2 separate regions of the Mus musculus genome follow, and region 2 is linked to region 1. The links are chromatin loops, found by intact Hi-C in ENCODE. Cell type or tissue: left cerebral cortex. All regions are shown on one strand.

Region 1 (5,000 bases):
TGCCACTGAGCTACGTGCCTCAGTCTCACTTTTCTTAGTTCCAGAGATGCAGCCCCAGCAGATGTTAGGATTGCTTGTGAAGATCCTGGCAAGGCACTGATTTATATTCAGGAACATGAGACTACTGACCTAGTCTGCAGATTCTGGTAGCAGGGTCTGAGCCCTTTCTGAGATCCTGCCTTAGATAGATAGATAGATAGATAGATAGATAGATAGATAGATAGATAGATAGATAGATAGATAGATAGACAGACTGGAGAGCCGGCTCAACACTAGAGCATTAGTTGCTCTTGAAGACTTGAGTTCAATTTCTAGCACCTACATCCCCATCTTTTGTCCTCTGGAGACAGTGAACATATGTAGTTCACAGAAAGGCAGGTGCACGCCCGCATACACACAAACACACACATAAAATCAATTAATTAAAAAACTAAATCACCAAAAATAACATTTGAAAGGGCCAAGGGTACAGCCCAGACACAGAACACTTGTCTAGCATCCACAAAGCCCTGGCTTCCATTCTGTGCATCACAGGAAAGAGACACTTTAAGAAAACTGTGCACTGGGCGGTAATTGCTTCTCATTCCATCTTTCTTTAAACACATCCCTATTCATAAGAGGGTGCCAGCGAGCTTGTCTGAAAATTACCTTGCTGTCAAAACAGGCTATCCCCCACCTCCCGGCATTTAACATTGTGATCTGACTCTCTATCCCCAGCATCTCCATACAGACCAAAGGCTTCTGGGTGCGAAATAATCTATTAACTTCCCATCAAGAGCCAGGCTGAGCGCCAGCTCTCTTTCTGACAGGGAAATCTGTGGGAGCAGATTCATGACCTACTTTGATGTGGCCACAGAGAGAAGACTCAACCTTGTTAGAAATTCAAATCCATCTTTCCTCTGGAGAGAGACCATAGATGCTGCCCTGGTGCAGTGGCCCCTCCCACTTGGTGATCCTGAATAGTTTTCAGCATCTAATTGGCCAGAAAGGAGAGAGAGAGAGAGAGAGAGAGAGAGAGAGAGAGAGAGAGAGAGAGAGGAAGGAAGGAAGGAAGGAAGGAAGGAAGGAAGGAAGGAAGGAAGGAAGGAAGGAAGGAAGGAAGGAAAGAAAGAAAGGGAGTTTGGGGGATGGAGCTCAAGCAAAGAGCACCTGTCTAGAACATGCAAAGTCCTGGATCCATCCCCAGATCCACAAAATATAAAATAAAATTAGTTATCTCGCGCCCCAGGGAAAAAGAGAGGGTAGGGGAAGGAAGGGGGGAGATTAATTTCCAGGGGGTGCTGTTGGCAGACATCTTCATGGACACCCAAACATTTGTGGCACACACTCCCACAGACATACACATGTACACAGAAAATAAAAATAGATTAATTATTTTTATTTTATGTGTATGGGCATTTTTTTCTGCACATATATATGTGCCCACGTTCCCATGAAGGACAGAAGGGAACACTGGATGCCCTGGAACTGGAGTTAGATGGTTGTGAGCCACCACATGGGTCCTGGGAATCAAACCCGGGTCCTCTGGAAGAGCTGCCAATGTTTTTAAGCATCTCTCCAGCCCAATAAAAACAAGTCTTTAAAAACTGAAGCCTTGCTGTTTTTCACTTGTGTTGCTTCTGTCAGCAACGGAAATATGGTATTATCATTCATCTCCCAGGAAGCTTGCAGGATAATCTACATATCTATCCACCTTGTCAGCTCTGCATCCTTTGATGTAGCACAGGAAGGCCTCAGAGCTTGTGAGGCAGCCAAGGGCGACCTTGAGTTCCTTCCTCATCTCTCTACCTTCTCTTCCCAGTGCTGGGATTATAGGCCATGGCAGGGTTTGGGGGTTTGTGGGCTGTTTGTTTGTTTGTTTGTTTGTTTGTTTGAGACGGAGTCTTACTGGCTATGTAAAGCAGGTTGGTATCAATTCACCTACCTCAGCTTTCCACATGCTAGGAGTACCACCCACCACACCAGGCAACCACGATGGTTTTTATTGTTTTGTTATTGTTGTTGTTATATTACTATTATTATATTTTGTGTGTGTGCGTGCGTGCCTGTGCGTATGCGTGTGTGTGTGTGTGTGTGTGTGTGTGTGCGCGCGCGCGCGCGCCACAGAGTAGGTGTGAAGGGCAGAAGACAACTTTCCCAGTCGTTCGCAGTCTCCTCCTACCTTGTTGGTCTCAGGGATCAAATTCAGGTCATCAGGCTTGGTGGCTCGAACCTTTACCTGCTGAGCCATCTGACCAGCCCACCATGTCAAGTTTTATACATTGCCAGGTATGGAACCTGGGAGTGGGGTTGGGGATGGAAAATAAAAGCTAATTCTGAAAAATAAAAATGCCATTTCCAAGGTCAGACGCTTCAGAATGCAGTACTCTATACAGCCACACGTGGGCGCGCTTACTCTGTCCTTAACCTTTTTTTTTTTTTTTTTTTTTTTTTTTTTTTTTTTTTTTTTTTAGATTATGTGTATTTTTGCATGAATGTTGGTGCCTATGGAGGTCAGAAAAAGATGCCAGACCTGGAGCTAGAGTTATAGGCAGCTCACAGTCGTCTGACGTGGGTGCTAAGACTCTCTCTTGTATCCTCTAAAGAGAACAGTACACACATTAACCTCTGAGCTATCTCCCCATGCCCTTCATTCCTTAACTTAGCTTCATTCAGATGCCCTTGGAAGTTTGAATCTATTCTGTGGCTTCATCAAGGAGCGTGATCCAAAAGTTTGGTTTTGTTCTCGGGACCTCAAACCGGATTCTCCAGAGTGTCCACAATGTCCCTGACTGCCTTGAAGACAGTCTGGTCAGAGTGATAAATAAATTCATTATCCAGGCAGCTCCCCACCCCCACTCCGCCAGGGCCCTGATGCCTTGTGTCTGGATGTATCTCAAGTCTTTCAGTGGCTCAGCCATTCTTTTCTGGTATCAACAGCTCTTTTCTCTCCCTGAGTGGCTTCTGTCTCTTGAATGAACTTGGGCTCATCCCAGAGCACTCCGGGTCTATTGAAGCTGCAGCCGACTGGCCGGCTGGGAGGAGTGTCAGAGAGAGATAAATCCCAGCTACACATCACAGGGGGACATTGAGTTGCCTCCAGGCCACACAGAGGGGGCCTCTCTCCCCCGGAGATTGAAAGTCACCGACTGCCCAGGCTGGAGTGGCAGCTGATTCAGGGAACAGCGGCTGGCTGTCTTGCGTTTGGCTGGGTGTGGACGGGGAGACAAGCAAAGGTACAGACGGGGGTTGGAGGGATGGAGGTCTCTCCTCTTTGCTGTCTCCTTGTCCACCTCCATGTCCCCTGTGACTACACCCTCCGAGTCTTATTTTCTCAGCGAAGCCCTCCCTCTGACCTCTGAATACCTGACGGCCGTTCCCATCTCTCATGCTATTTATTGGTCTCTTCTCTAGGAGAGGGTACCAGCAGCATACTAAACATCCTGACTCCTTGCAGGTGGCGGGCTCCAGGAGGCAGAGCCCAGTCATCACCTTCTGAGCAGCCCCTGAAGTGGGTCTCTGACCACTGCTGCTTCCCTTGAGGCTCAGTTAGCACAGCCCATCAGTTCTGCATTCAGATCACGTTGTAAGGAAACACGGGGGTCCAACAGCTCTAGATCCCCAGGTCATCCTTATTACCATGACAACAGGATGGGATGGGAATGGATCTAAAGCTGAACAGAATTTCCGAGTCTTCTTCACTGAACTCCCTATTCAGGCTTTGGGAATGGGAAGGCAGAGGTCATGAAGGAGAGGAAAAAGGAACAAGAAGAGTACTGTTGGGGCTGGAGGTGCCAGCATCCTCTAGAGCATCTGAGCAGTAGGGGGCAAATGAACCCCACTTTTCTTCAAGCCCACCCTGGTCAACTCTGACTAAATAGTGAAATACAGGACGCTCTATGGTTTGTTTATTTGTTTGTTTGTTTGTTTTTTCAGTTCAATAGATCCAGATTCAGGAGTGGGGATACATGTTTGCCATCCCAGCAGTTAGGTTGTATGAGCAGGAGAAGCATAGTTCAAGGTCACCTTCAGTTTGAGCCTTGCCTGGGCTCCATAAGACCCTGACTCAAAACAAAGACAAAACAGCAAAAACGGAAAGCTCTGAAGTTTCTTAAGCCTGAACCATTTCAGAGCTAGATAAGGACTTCTGTCTGACTTGGGGAGAGGCACGAGCCCTCTGTCTCTCCTTTACTGGTGCAGAGAGAATTCAGGAGAAGGATCTCAATAGAATTCAAAGGGCATTAGTGGGGAGAGGAGACAGGGGGAAGCAGGCAGGAGTTGCCTGAGGGACGGTTCTCATTCTTCGTTAAAAGGGAGGAAAGCCAGGCTCTGTAGGTCCCTGGCATCTTCCACAGTCTTCAATCTGAAATCAAAATGGACCTCAGAGGCATACCCCTTGCATCGTGCCCTGCATCCGAGGTCCCACTGAGTCCCCGCAACAGTCACATGAGGTTAGGGATACACCGTGTCCATTTTACAAAAGAGAAAATCAAGGTCGAGGAGACTAAGTAACTTGACCCATGCTGCACAGTAAGAAAAGAGCTGATGCTCACACCCACTGTGAGCATCCCAACTCTAGAGCCTTTGCTCTTGTCCCAGTGTAGGCTATAGGAGAGGACACCATAGGTAGGTCACATCATTCATGCATTCACTCATTCATTCCCTGTGTTCCATTAGACAGGGCCGTACCACTTCCGTTAGTTCTCTGTGCCCTTGCCTGGATACCAGTCTGGATCCAAATTACACACTCCTGAGGCACAAGATACCTTCCCAGGTTTTCCTCGGGGAAGGAAATGGGCCCATCTTCAAGTCCCCCACACCAACCTCTCCCCTAAGGGACAGATACACAAATTACTCTTAATGACTATAACTACCCAGCAAGTACCTGCTGGGAGACAGGTGCCCACAAGCACTGTGGGGTAGCAAAGGCCTTTAAGGAGCTCTTTTCCACCCACCCATCCACCCACCAACCCACCCACCTATCAACCCATCCATCCAACATCAGTTTCCCAACAGACAGG
Region 2 (5,000 bases), 340 kb after region 1:
TGGGGAACTTATCCTTCATGCTGGGGTGAGTCATTCATGCCGGGGTGAGACTTTCTGGTGTGGATGCTTTGGGGCCACCCACACTCCTGTAAGTAACCCTCCCCCATGTTCTGTAACTAAGCTTCATAAACTAGTTGGCTTTGCCAAGTTTGGCTCTGGTGGGATCACTGTGCTTTAGTTTATCATTTGGTGTCCCATAAAGAGGGGGAGATATTTGTTTCCATCTTCCCTGGGAGAAGAGTTCCTACAGCACGGACCACATGGAGGCAGTGTGTACTCCATCATCTGACCCAGACGTTCCTCAAACTCATAGCAACAAGTCGCAGATGCCCCAACTAACACACTAGATACAGCACTACATGACGGAACAAGAATGAGTCTACAATCAGAATATTGTTTGAGAGAGGCTCTCAGTGTGGAGCTCAGGCTGACCTGGAACTTGTGATCTTCCTGACTCAGTTTTCCAAGTATTCAAATCATAGGCGTCCTCTACCACACCAAGCTACTTGAAGGGAGCTTCACATACACGGATTTCAGGAGGGTATTTAAAAGGACCATGTCCCCTTGGTGGGGTGGCGTGTGAGTGTGGCTAGGTGAGGGGTTAAATTTAACCCTAGGTCTTCAGTGGGTCTCTGTGGATCTGCCTCCGACAGGGCTCCGATATGAGATTTTGGGAACCAGGATGCTGATTCTGACAAGAGCTGCTGAGTGGGAAGAGGAGGCAAAAGTTTGGTCCACAGTCACCACCCCTGCTGGACCCCCTTGTTTGCTTCGTTCACCATCTGCCGGGAACTCCACTGCCTGCCTCCTGAAAGACTGCAGTGATGTGTTGTTGGGAAAGCCAAGAGGGGCCAGATGGCTGTGGCCCGGCAGTCCGGGCTCCCGAGTCCCCAGCCTGGTGTCAGTCAGCCTGGTGAAACTCACCTATTTTTGAATAAAGCCTGAGTTAGCTTTTCCGCGTTTTCCTTGCTCAGCAATTTCTGATGTTTTCCCCATCAAGAGGCACATACATTTTGGGCACATCAGTCACGTGGTAACTTCAGTACTATTTTCCTCTGCTTACTGCTTTATTATTGATGAAAATCCCCCACGGCTGACTTGCTTCATCAATCACACGGTGCTCAGCGATGGCACTGAGTCCCAGATTTGGAAGCCCATCTTCCTGAGATCCAAAATAGGGCTCTCGTTCTTGCAGTGTTTGACAAATGACTTCCTTTTGCTCCTCCTATCTATAAAACACAGCCGAAGGAGCAGTTCTGAGGATCCTTGGACCACAAACTCCATGGAGCATCTCCAATGAAACGATTGACAGAGACGACTGTGCTCTGAACCTGCTATAGAAAACAGGAAGAGTCTGGGGAGTAACCGCAATCATTCTTGACATCACCGTCTGTCCCTACTGGGTGCCCAGGGTGATCCCAGATGTCTAATACATTCTTAACACATCTGTAGAATCAGTATTCCATAGACATCTCAGACAGTTCCCCAAACCATGAAGTTTGATATTCTTTTTGTGTATTATGTGTATGCAGATGCACAGTGTGTGTGTGTGTGTGTGTGCATGTGATGGCCAGAGAGCAACCTTGGGTGTTTTTCCTTGGGTGCTGTTGATCTTAATTTTGCAGTCAGGGTCTCTCACTGTCTTGGGTCTTGCCAAGTAGTCTCAATGGGCTAGCCAGGGATCCCTGGATCTCTCACTTCTCAGTGCTGGGATTGCAAGTGCATGCTACCATGTCTGGCATAGCGATGTGAATGAGAGATGTCTCCAGTAGGCACAGGTATCTCAACCCTTGGCTCCCAGTTAGTGGCACTATTTGGGGGAGGTTTTCGGGAGGTGGCACAGCCACGATGGAGGAAGTATGTCACCGGGAGTGGGATTTGAGAATTTATAGCCTTGCCTCACTCCTGGTTCACTCTTACTGCTTAGTGTTTGTGGTTTTGAGATGTGATCTCTTAGCTTCTCACTCCAGGCTGCCATGCCTCCCCTGTCCTTATGGACTCTCCCTATGGAGCCATAAGCCAATATACACTTCCTTCCCTAAGTTTCTTATGGCCATGGTGTTTTATTACAGCAACAGAAAAGTGAACAATACACCCGTTTTTTTTTTTTTCTGGGTAAGGTTTGTTTTATTTTAAATTATGTGTATGTGTGTATCTATGTGTGTGTGTGTGTGTGTGTGTGTGTGTGTGTGTGTGTGTATGCCAGTGGAGGCCAGAACTGTTCGATCCTTTGGAGCTGGAGTTATAGGTGGCTGCGAGAGCCTGATATGGGTGCTGGGACCTGGACCTGGGTCCTCTGGATGAGCATTATGTACTCTAAGCCACTGAGTCAGCTCTCCAGGTTGGCTTTTTGAATGTGCTTTCTGGGAATCAAACTAGGGTCCTTATGCTTGCAAGCACCGAGCCATCTCCACAGCCTTTGAATTTCTATACTTTCGAAGGTTGTAGAAAACTTATATATATATATATATAAAAAGCCTTCATCATAAAGCTTATTGACTAAGGCTGTGTGAGTTCCCCTAGTCAAAGTTAGATCATGCTTTAAAATGAGGTAGCATATTGTCTCCCTGCACCTTTGTATCAAATGGCCGTATACACAGTGAATTACAGCAAAGCCTCCTGTCATGGTTCTAGACACTGGAAATGAAGATTGTCAGCAGGGCTATGTTCCCCCACCCCCCCACCCGTGAGCTCTAGGGAAGAAATGTATCTTTGCTTCCCAGTGGTTGCACCACCTGCTTCTCTGCCTCTGAGGCTGCCCTGGCTCCTTTTCAGTGTGTGGGTGGGTCAGCATCCCTCCACCACCCTCCCATAAGCACAGTTGTCATCACATTCACGGCTGTCTTTACCCAGCAGAGCTATTGTAGCTAATACCACAAAAGGGGCACACATTGTAGCTAATACCACAAAAGGGGCACACATGCCAAGGAAGTGTCTCGTTACAGGGCTCTGGATGCTGAAAGTCTATGGAGAAAGTGTTGTAAAGTGAATGTCTAACCCGGCCTCTCTCTTTGGCTTGTGGGCAGCACATCTCATTATGAAGTCACTTTTCCTGGAGTGTCTGTTTACACATTACCCTCTTTTAAAGATACCAGTTATGTTGGGTGGGTTAGGGTCCGCTCCAGTGACCCGGCTTTAACCCAGTCACCTCTGTAAAGGAGCCAGTGCAATGTGCAGCTAGCGGCATTCAGAGTAGCAGGTAGCAAGATTTCAACATTTGTATCTGGGTGGAGTGATGGGGTAACAATTTAACTTCTAAGCTGGCCAGCTGCAAAATACGTTCCCAGGTTAGGAACAGCCATGGATTCCAGGAGGAAGAGCTAATCTGGGGTGTGTGTGAGCCTCCTCTTCCACAGTGGCCACACTCTGGGATGAAAAAGCTCTCGGAACACAGTGTGTCCTCAGCTGCAGCTTCTACAGCCCACAAGCGGTCTTTCCTCCTGCCTCAGCACTTACACTGAGTTATGTGCCAGCAGATGGCGAAACAATGCCACCACAGTGTCCTGTATACCTTCTGACCTCCCTGGCTGGTCAGTGCCTTTCCTGATCCGCATCATACGACTTCGGCTTGCTCACCAGGAGCACCGCAGAGCTGTCCTTTCTCTGCAGTTGGGTGTCTCTCCTTGGATCGTCAGGTCCACGGGGACAAGGCTGCATCTGTTTTCCCAGTCTTCACACTACCTGCCAGATTGAGTCTGTGAATGGTCTAGCTGCCTATTGGTTCCCTCCCGAGACTATCGTGTCCTGACAGGAAGTGGGCTTTGTGTTCAGTTTGGATGATTGGTTTTCATAGCGATGTGAAGGGAAGTGGAGGTAAGAAGGGAGAGGCAACCTGGAAATGCACAGGAGGGTGGAGGCGTTAGAGCCTTGGACCTAAGTGTTAATAAGCAGAGGAAGCTTCCCGGGATCATAGCAAGAACAGAAGAGGAAATGTCCACCAAGCTCGCCTGCTTCTTGCCTTCTGACCTCCCCGTGTACCTCCTATTGGCCGAGTCCACCGAGAAGCCAATGGACAAGCGGGTTCATGGACACAGTCCACTTGCGTTGTTCTTTTGTGCTCATGTGTGTGCAAATGCACACACATGTGGAAGCCAGAGGACAACATCTGGTGTTCCTCTTTGGAGGCCATCCAGTTTAGTTTTCCTTGAGACGGGGGTCTCTCACTGAGACCTGGGGGTCACTGATTAAGCTAGACTGATTAGCCAGTGAGCCCCATACCCCATCCAGACACTAGGGTTATAAGCAGGCAACCATGTCTGGCTTTTATGCTGGTGTCCAGGATTGAACTCTGTTCCTCATTTTGCAGGCAAACACTTTTCCAACTGAGATGTCTCCTCAGTCCCTTGGGGCTGGCTGTGGGGATGACGTCAGCGTTATGTGTTACAGGGGTGTCTGAAGGGATGAATTGCCCTCTGTGATGGTGACATTACAGGAAACCCCAGGAGGAGAAGGAGGAACAGAGAGCTGCTGCTGGCCTCCAGAAAGTGACAATGCCTGGACTCTGTGGGATTTCTTATTCCAGACTTTTCTGCCTGCCAAACTCTGTTCTCTCTCTCTCTCTCTCTCTCTCCCTCTCTCTCTCTCTCTCTTTCTCTCTCTCTCTCTCTCTCTCTCTCTCTCTCTCTCTCTCTCTCTCTCTCTCTCTCTCTCTCTCTGTGTGTGTGTGTGTGTGTGTGTGTTTGGGATTGGCAGCAGCAGTTACAATGCCATGGGGAGATCCCCTGAGCCAAGGAATTGGCAGAGGGTAGAGTATGGTACGTGGCTTTATAAAGCCCAGCTTTGGGGCAACCAGACACTATCAGAGAGTATACTTAGGCTCCCAGACAGGTGGCATAGCCTACTGGTGACAATCATGGGACCTGCAGGTAGACTGCATGGGTCCAAATCTTAGGTCTTGCCTTGCCTTTCTCATCTGTGAAATGGACAGTGGTATATGGAGTTAAGATGAGCCAACACACACTCAACACAGTAAGAGGAGCCACATCTGGCTTGTAGTTGGA

What was found. A loop is a pair of places that touch in the nucleus more often than their neighbours do. Peaks named below come from ENCODE experiments on the same cell type or tissue, not always from the same donor. Only the 100,000 strongest peaks of a DNase experiment are listed, where the experiment ranks them.
Region 2: a loop joins it to region 1, with 6 times the contacts of the local background. A loop is called at or near these places in 12 of 42 quality-filtered maps.

Annotation. Positions count from the first base shown.
Region 1 is chr4:143,378,197-143,383,196 of GRCm38, reverse strand. No RefSeq gene overlaps it. Among named protein-coding and RNA genes, the nearest start is that of Pramel1, 14 kb to the left of the region's middle. In left cerebral cortex, a CTCF peak has its summit at 2,366; DNase peaks (open chromatin) are centred at 682, 2,408, 2,903 and 3,079.
Region 2 is chr4:143,034,681-143,039,680 of GRCm38, reverse strand. No RefSeq gene overlaps it. Among named protein-coding and RNA genes, the nearest start is that of Mir7021, 99 kb to the left of the region's middle. In left cerebral cortex, no CTCF peak of the experiment used is centred here; DNase peaks (open chromatin) are centred at 1,020 and 2,832.